Regions from separate parts of the Homo sapiens genome. Here region 2 is linked to region 1. The links are chromatin contacts, found by Hi-C or POLR2A ChIA-PET in ENCODE. All regions are on one chromosome and are shown on one strand. The core of a region is the stretch at or near the end of the contact, and the rest is flanking DNA. Distances in the headings are between cores, read along the strand shown.

Region 1 (3,972 bases), core at 473-2,972:
GTCCTGCGTTGGGGAGACCTCAGGCTTCAGTTGCACACTCAGGGGCACCCGTTGCTCTGCCAGCCAGATGGCACACTTCATTGCCACCTGTTCATCCCCGCCCGCCACTGCTCGGGTGAGGCTCAGGGCCATTTCCTCTGCTGAAAGCCAGTACAGCAGGAGCCAGTTAGCACAGGGTTTATTTTCAGGAGCTGAGAGTAATGGGGTAGGAAAGGAGGCGATCCTTTGTGTGTGCTGCTTTCTCTGTCTTCCTGGTGAACTCCTACGTATCCTTCAGCACCCAGACTAAAAGTCCCTTTCTCCGGGAGGGGTTCTCTAATATTCCCCACTCCTCCTCACACTAGGCTCATTTGGTTGTTTGTCCTTCCCATTCCCAGGGTCCCTCATATTTCTATTCATTTATCCAACAAGCAGTTATTGAGCTTCTACTGTGTGCCACCCACTGTCCCAGGAACTGGAATCCCACAGAGATTTATAAACAGGGCCCCTCTCCTTATGGATCTCCCTGCCCAGTGGGGAGACAATGAACAAGTTTAACAAGAAAAAAAAAAAAAGTCAGATTGCGATCCTTGCTGGCAGGGAAATAAACAGGTTAAGGAGACCAGGGGAGGCCTCTGGGAGGGGGTAACACTGAAGCTAAGACCTGAAGGAGGAGAAGCTGCACGTGTCAAGCTCCAGTGGGGAAGAGTGGTCCAGGTGGAAGGAAGAGTAAGGGCCTTGGCCAAAAAATGGTTGGATGAGAACCGAAGGAAGCCAGTGGGGCTCCAGTAGAGTGAGCATGGCGGGGTGACTGAGGACAGATATCCTGTGGGCCACCCAGGGCCTCTGGGTTTTGTTTGGAGAACACAGAGGGGCATGGGAGGGTTTCCAGCAAGGCAGTGACTGACTTCCGTTCTACAACCCTAGGTGCAGGGGACAAGAGAAGAGGCAAGTACCCCTGCTTCTCAGGTCAACTGACGTCTGTCTCCCACCAGCCCAGGAGGTCTCCAAGTTCAATGCCCTGTGTCCTCTGCGAGTCCCCTAGCCCCATCTCAGCACAGAGCCAGCCCAAGGAGTTCTCAGGGCCCCAAGATGGCTCTGGAAGCCAGCAGGTACCAAAGGAGGAAACTGATGGGGAGGAGGGTAGAGGGAGGGCAGGCTAAAGCCCCCTCTCCAAGGCCCTTCTGGCCAGGGGCAAGGCCAGGTCCTGCGGGGCCCACTTCCCACCGGAAGTTCCCCAGCCACCTCCAGCCTGTGCCCACCTTTCTTGGTCTTCTCGTCCATCTGGCGTGGCTGTGCCCATCCCCCTGGGGGGGACCGTGCCTCCTGGGAAATGCTACCTCCGGGTCGCCTGGGAGAGGCGGGAGACCAGGAGCAACTCAGCCAGGCCGTGTGGCCTCCGGCGCGGCCCAAGCCCTGTGTGTGCCTCGCTGTCCCCGCGGCAGTCGGGAAGCATCACACTGCCCGGTGACCAGGCCGGGATCCTGCGTGGGGCGGTGAGAGGGCAGCGGGCGCCGAGACAGGTCCGCACTGGGCGCAGGAGGAAACGGGACCAGCCGAGGTGGGAAGAAGCGGGGAAAGGACGCCCGGACACCACCCAGCCGGGGCGTTCCAAGTCCCGGAGGACCCCCACTTGCGGGAGCGCCCCTGGCGTCCCGGGTTTCAAGGCAAAGCCCTCTCTCCTCCCGGGAGGCCCCAGTTCTTCGCAAGGGGAGCGGCTTCGGCGGAAGAGAAAGTGAAAGTGGCGGCCCCGGAAGTGGGGCGGGACTGGGAGGGGGGGCCGGAAAAATTGTCGCCTCATCCGGGACCTCCACTGCCCGGCTACCCGGCGGCGGCGGACGCCGAGTGCGGGGTCCCAGCGGTCCCGGCGCTCCTGTTTGGGGCGACCCCACCCCGTCCTCCGGGGCTGATCGCGGGTCCCCGGACTCCCGCCCGGGTCACCCTGCGGGCCGCATCGCAGAGCCGCGGGAAGGAGCTGGGCCGCAGGCGGGGTGGGCGGGGCCGGGGCGGGGCCGGGGGCGGGGCCGGGGGGGCCGGGGGCTGGGGGCGGGGCCGGGGTGGGCCGGGGGCCGGGGCCGGGGCCGGGGGCGGGGCCGGGGGCAGGAGCAGGAGCCTGAGCAGGAGTCGGCGCCGGAGCCGGGGCTGGAGGGCGGCGGGATCCACAGCGTCGAGCCGCTGGGGACGGGTTAGGAGCGCGCCCTGCGAGCCCGGCGCCTGCTCACCCAAGCCTCAGGCATACCTCGGGGCAGGCCCGGTCCTTGGCCCCGTTTGCACATGAATAAACGAAGGCTCTGTTTGTTGATGACCTGTCCAAGGCCACTCAGCCGAGGTTTGAATCCAGGCCTGGCAGGCTCAGGAACCCGCCCTTACCCAGATCCGACGCTGCCTCTCAGCGGTCACCGTCTGTCTTTTCGTTGAGCTATTGGTGAAGTTTGCATTCGTCTGCCTCATGCGCCGCTTTAATTTTTCTCCCGTTCCTCGTCCCATCGATCAGCAGATCCTGCGGGCTCCACTTGCAGAATCTCATCCCTCACCTCCTCCGGCCCCATCCCGCTCCAGCTCCATCAGTGCTCCATCATCTCAGGGGTCTTGAACCAGCCTCCTCCTGGGCCTCCTTGCTTCTCTTTTTGCCCCCTACCGTCCATTTCCACCTAGCTGCCGGAGAGTCCTGTTAAAATGTAAATCAAACCCATGCCACTCCCCGACCCAAGTACTCCCATCTCACTTAAAGCAAAATCCGAGATCTGTCCCAGGGCTCGCAAATTGCCTCCCGATCTCTGTCTTCGTAGCTGACTGCCCTGCCCCTGCCTCATTCCACTCAAGTCCCATTGACCTGCTGGGTCCTGGAGTAAGTCAGACACACTCCCGCCCTAAGGCCTTTGCACCTGCCATAACCCAAACGTCTGCATGGCTCCCTCCTTCCCTTTATTTTGGTCTTTACCCAAAAATCTTCCCTAGTTACTCCATCTGAAATTTCACAGACACACGTATCCAGCATTTCACATCCGCTTTCCTGGCTTCATTTTTTCTTCTCAGCATCTATTACTGTCTAACGGAGCATGTTTTACTTATTTATGTTATTCTGGGTCTGTTTTCCTCTCCTAGAGGGCAGGGACTTTGGTTTGTTTTGCTCACTGCTGTGTTCCTGGTGTCTAGAACAGTTCCAAACACATAATGGAGGCTCCATATGTTGAATGAAGGAATGAACCTCAGACCTTCATCTGGGATAATTTTTCTTTTGCCGGAAACACATCCCTTTAGACAATGTTTCTTAACTTTGGCTGTACATTTGAATGGCCTGGGGAAGCCTTTTTTTTTTTTTTTTTTTTTTTTGAGATGGAGTTTCACTCTTGTTGCCCAGGCTGGAGTGCAGTGGCGTGATCATGGCTCACTACAGCCTCCAACTCCTGGGCTCAGCTTCCCGAGTAGCTGCAAACCACGGGCACGTGCCACCACAGCTGGCTAATTTTTGTAGAGACAGGGTTTGGTCATGTTGCCCAGGCTGGTCTTGAACTCCTGGGCTCAAATGATCTGCCCACCTCGGCCTCCCAAAATGCTGGGAAATGGTTGCTGTTGAGATATCATCACCTGTCAATCTAACTGCTGTTCTTTTTATAAACAGCTTTATTGAGATATCATCACCTGTCAATCTAACTGCTGTTCTTTTTATAAACAGCTTTATTGAGATATAATTTATATGCCATAAAATCCACCCACCTAAAATATACAATTCAATAGTTTTTAGTAACATTTACAGAATTGTACACCCATCATCACAATCAAATTTTAGGACATTTTTGGCTGAGCATGGTGGCTCACACCTACAATCCCAGCACTTTGAGAGGCCGAGGTGGGCGGATCACTTGAGGTCAGGAGTTCGAGACCAGCCTGGCCAACATGGTGAAACCCTGTCTCTACTAAAAATACAAAAATTAGCCAGGTGTGGTGGCGGACATCTGTAATCCTAGCTACTGCAGAGCCTGAGGCATGAGA
Region 2 (4,305 bases), core at 1,613-4,112, 820 kb before region 1:
GATGCTTATTAAGTACTTACTATGTCAACTGTATTTTGTTAGTGAATAAGAAAGGAATATGAATACGCATAAAATATGGCCTTTGTCCCTTAGGGTCCAATCTATCTATGATAGACATATGAAAAAGTTAATTACCAACAGAAACCAATAGGTTTGTTATAACACTAAATGCTATAGGAATTAAAGGAAAGACCATTTGACAAGTAAAACTTCCTTGAAAATGTATTTCATGATATAAGTGTATCTTAATGTCTTTCCTCCTCCAAAGTCATGATAAATACAAGCTATCATTTTAATCAGTAACATACCTTGGGTGAAAGAATTTTTTCAATGGTTATCTCTAGATTACATTCAAATACATGGGCCTTTGTGAGTTTCTTCTCCCAGTGAGCTGCAAGCCATATTTTGGCCAATGGCCCTCGTTTACTCATAAGCACATGTGTGTAGAACATGTTGCCTGTGTTCCTTACTTGTATTTAACAAACTAGAGAGAACACGAAAAGAAATTTAAAATTTTATTACAAAAACTTTTTATTGCTATAAGAAAAATATGTATTAATTCTACAAAATAACATTCAGATTATGTTCTAATTCAATTATTCAATACAATTTATTCTCTTGTAAATAAGAGAAACTTATTTAGAATATAAAATTATAACCTAATGACAAAGCTCTAGTAAATTGTGAACTACACCTCTACACCGGGCTTAAATGCATCCTGATTAATGATTTCTTCATACATGTCACTTATTTTATCCAAAAAAGGATTTGAGTTCTCTTCTTACTAACATGGTCAAATAAAGGAGGAAGGCTGAAAATATAAGATATGGAAATAAGAAACAAGAATAGGAAAAGGTAGACAAAACCAAGAAAAGCTAATACAGGGCACCTCTTTTCTAAAACTTAATAATTTAAGAAGGATTGGATTATTGATTTATACGCAGGTGTTGAATTTCATTGCCCTCTTCAAGATACTCTGGTTTATTCAACAATATTTTAATTTTTGAAGTTAAAATCACGGGACTCCAAAAAGTGGAGTGGAGTGGAGTTTCCATTCCATAAAGTGGAAAAATGAAGAAAACAAGAAACTATAAGAAAATAATTAGAAGGCAAGGGAAGAAACACGAATCAAATTTAAATGTTTTGAAATAAGAACGATAAAAGAAAACCTTCACTTAAAACAAAGAGAAGGAATTAATGCACATTTTTACAAACTGTACTATTCTTGGTAACACCATAGGGCTCTATCACTAAGCTAAAGATGAGAAGGGATGTTATAGCACTTTGGTTGACTTCTAGGGAAGAATCAAATTATTGCTTACATATAAGTAATCTTACACTGCCACTATGGAAGCTTCTTTTTGCTTCTTTTCTACTTAAGATACTGATAAAAGAGAAAACTGAGCCAAGACGAACACAAAGTCGGCGAAAGAATTAAAAACTTAGGTAAACTTCCATCAGTGTCTATTTGTACCGCAAGAATTCAATCATTATGCCCCAACTAAAGGTGACGCAATCCGCCAAACCATGTTCCCCTACGGGGCAGCTGGAGATTTTAATGCATATGGCTTGTACCTTGCGCTGGTTCCACTACTTTCCTTTTTAGTCTGTGTGTTTCGCTCTCTCGGAATAAATTCCTATTTATCTTTTTAAATGGCTCCCAGTGGTGTGAGGTACTTTTAAAATGTACTTTTTGGCCTGGCGCAGTGGCTCACGCCTGTAATCCCAGCACTGTGGGAGGCTGAGGCGGGCGGATCACTTTGATGCCAGGAACTGGAGACCAGCCTGGCCAACATGGTGAAACCCCGTCTCTACTAAAAGTACAAAAAGTAGCCAGGCACGGTGGCGGGCGTCTGTAATCCCAGCTACTTGGGAGGCTGAGGCAGGAGAATCGCTCGAACCCGGGAGACGGAGGCTGCAATGAGCCGCGATCGCCCTACTGCACTCCAGCCTGGGCGACAGAGGGCGACTCCGTCTCAAAAAAATCAAATGTACTTTTTAAGTGATGGACTTCTTAAAAGAGAAAACAAACAAAGAAAAAACCCAAACCCTGAGATTTGCTATTCCTGAGACATTGATTTTCCCGAGCACATATTACCTAACCTTTTTCCCCTCCCCACAAAATACGCACACAAACTCCCCCCGCACCCTCCCGCCCCACGTCCCGGAGGCTTTTTCAGTCTCCAGATTGAACTGACTTCGTGCAACGTGAAGCCACCGGGATGGGGCCACTCCGTGGAAACCGGCCCGCAAAGGGCAGGGTGGCGGCGGTGGCGGGGAGGGAGCGAAGGGAGGGAGGAAGGGGTCGGAAGGGGACCGGGCGGGGACCCTGGGAGAGGGGCGTGGGGAGAGAGGGCTGAGCCGGGCAGGGCGAGACCCTTCCGGGCGTGAGGGAGGGGAAAGCAAAGTGCAGGGGCTGGGAAGAGCTGACGGCCACGCTCAGGGGCAGGGGGACGCCAAAGGCTCCTCCACAGACGACTCCTCAGAGTTCCGGGCCGGGTGCTCACAGAGGGAAACTGAGGCCACAGCGCCCATTTTCTTCCGCGTGCGGGCGAGGAGACCCCGGGTCGCGCCTCCAGCCCCAGCTGGGCTGCGGGCGACGACCTTTCTTCCTCAGGCGGGACCCTCCGGGCTTGGCGCCGCGAGCTAACACGGCGTGAGGCGCCGGCGCCGGGTGCGTGTGGGAATGTGGGTGGCGGCGGCCCCCATCTCCCAGCCCGCCTACAGCACTCGGGGTCCGGCCGGCCTCTCAGGCTGCGCCCTACTTTCAAAGCCTCGTCTGAGGTGTGGCGTGCCAGAGCAGGGGCTGCGAGGAGTCGCCAAGTCAGCTTGGCCGGGTTCTTGGCGCCGCTGGGCGTCTGCAATGCGCGGCAGGCGCGGGGCGGGGAGGGGCGGGGCGTGGAGAAGGCGGGGCAGTGGGCGAGGGCGGGGCGTGCAGGGGACGGGGCGGAGCAGTGGGCGAGGGGCGGGGCGTGCAGGGGACGGGGCGGGGCAGTGGGCGAGGGCGGGGCGTGCAGGGGACGGGGCGGGGCGTGCAGGAGACGGGGCGGGGCAGTGGGCGATGGACGGGACTGACAGGGGATGGGGCGGGGCAGTGGGCGAGGGGCGGGGCGTGCAGGGGATGGAGAGGGACGGGCAGGACATGGGGAGGGGCGTGGAGGGGTATGGACGGGCGGGGCGGGGCAGTGGCTGAGGGACCGGGGGCAGGGGGCGGGGAAGGGCGGGCCAGCGACCGAGGGACTGGGCGCGGCGGCGGCGGCGGCGGCTGGGGGTACGGACAGAGTAGGGCAGTGCGCTAGAGTGGAGAGGACCGGGACTGAGAGGGACGAGGGCGCAGGGCGTTGGTGGGGACAGTGGACGGGGCAGGAGGGATAGAGTCAGACAGTGAGCAAGGCGCACCGGTCCTAGTGCGCAGTCTCCGGCTTTGTCCTGGCGCTCGGACCTGAGACACCTGAGCAGGGGCATGACAGGGATGGGGCCTGGGCCCCATAGTCCTGTTGTGAAAGGTGATCTTTCTGGCTGATCTCTGAACATCCCTATGATGCAGTCCAGTCTCTTCTCTTCCACTTATAGCTGGAGGTCACTGGAGAAATTCTTTAATCCCTTGAACCTCAGATTTTCTCATCTGTAAAGTGAAAATAATAAAAGTACTCGCGCCGTAGGATATTGTAAGAAATAAATAAAATGAACCATGAAAAGAGCCAAGCAATAATAAGTGCTCTACAAATATTAGCTATTATTATTATTGTTATTATTAAAAAGATTATTCACATTGACCTGCCCTTTGGGGACAGCAAATATTTTCCAGCCTGGAATATCACAGTTCTCAGTAGTCAAGGCCAAGTGCTAGAACCTGAGAAAAATCCTGCAAGAGCATCAGGATGCAAGGCTGGTTTCCTCTCTTGAGTTTGATAGTAAATACTAATAAATCTTGGAGCGGCAATGGCATCCAATATAAGGTTATTGATAAGGTTCAGGCTCCTGGCTGGGCATTTTCATGGGTTGTCTCATTGACTCTTCAAACAATCTCACAAAAGTAGTTACTGGTTTTCCCCTTTTGAATAAGGAAAGGGCTGGAGAAAAAATAGCAACCTGTCTAGGGTCACGTGGTTGGGAATTGTAGAGACAGGATTCAAATTGAATTCAAATTGAAGTTTAGCTCCCAATTTCCGACCTCAGGAAATGATGTCACGGCAACCATTCAAGAGGATGTCTGGGAGACACCCTTGGTGCCACCCTCATGTCTACTTCAATGCCAGCCCATCAGCAAGCCCATCACTCCACCTTCAAATATGACTTTCATCT

Evidence for each region. A loop is a pair of places that touch in the nucleus more often than their neighbours do. ChIA-PET counts read pairs that join two places held with the same protein, here RNA polymerase II (POLR2A). Pooled maps may share reads with other maps.
Region 2: a loop to region 1 is called in a map of naive thymus-derived CD4-positive, alpha-beta T cell, with 7 times the contacts of the local background. The contact joins the promoter of RAD21L1 here to the promoter of RBCK1 in region 1. A Hi-C loop is called at or near these places in 1 of 168 maps with a recorded cell type or tissue (naive thymus-derived CD4-positive, alpha-beta T cell), 2 of 37 single-sample maps with no recorded cell type and 6 of 50 pooled maps. POLR2A ChIA-PET finds 5 or more read pairs at or near these places in 2 of 52 experiments (A549 and WTC11).

Annotation. Positions count from the first base shown.
Region 1 is chr20:406,049-410,020 of GRCh38, reverse strand. It overlaps RBCK1 (RANBP2-type and C3HC4-type zinc finger containing 1), which reads right to left and starts at 1,722. Exons shown (of 12, transcript NM_031229.4): 1 at 1,242-1,722; 2 at 1-140. The coding sequence starts at 1,263. RefSeq lists enhancers at 745-814, 825-924, 985-1,084, 494-1,134, 1,135-1,184 and 1 more and silencers at 1,755-2,024, 3,848-3,972.
Region 2 is chr20:1,224,601-1,228,905 of GRCh38, reverse strand. RAD21L1 (RAD21 cohesin complex component like 1) reads right to left here and starts at 2,862. Exons shown (of 14, transcript NM_001384355.1): 1 at 2,766-2,862; 2 at 309-484. The coding sequence starts at 452. RefSeq lists a silencer at 2,601-2,650.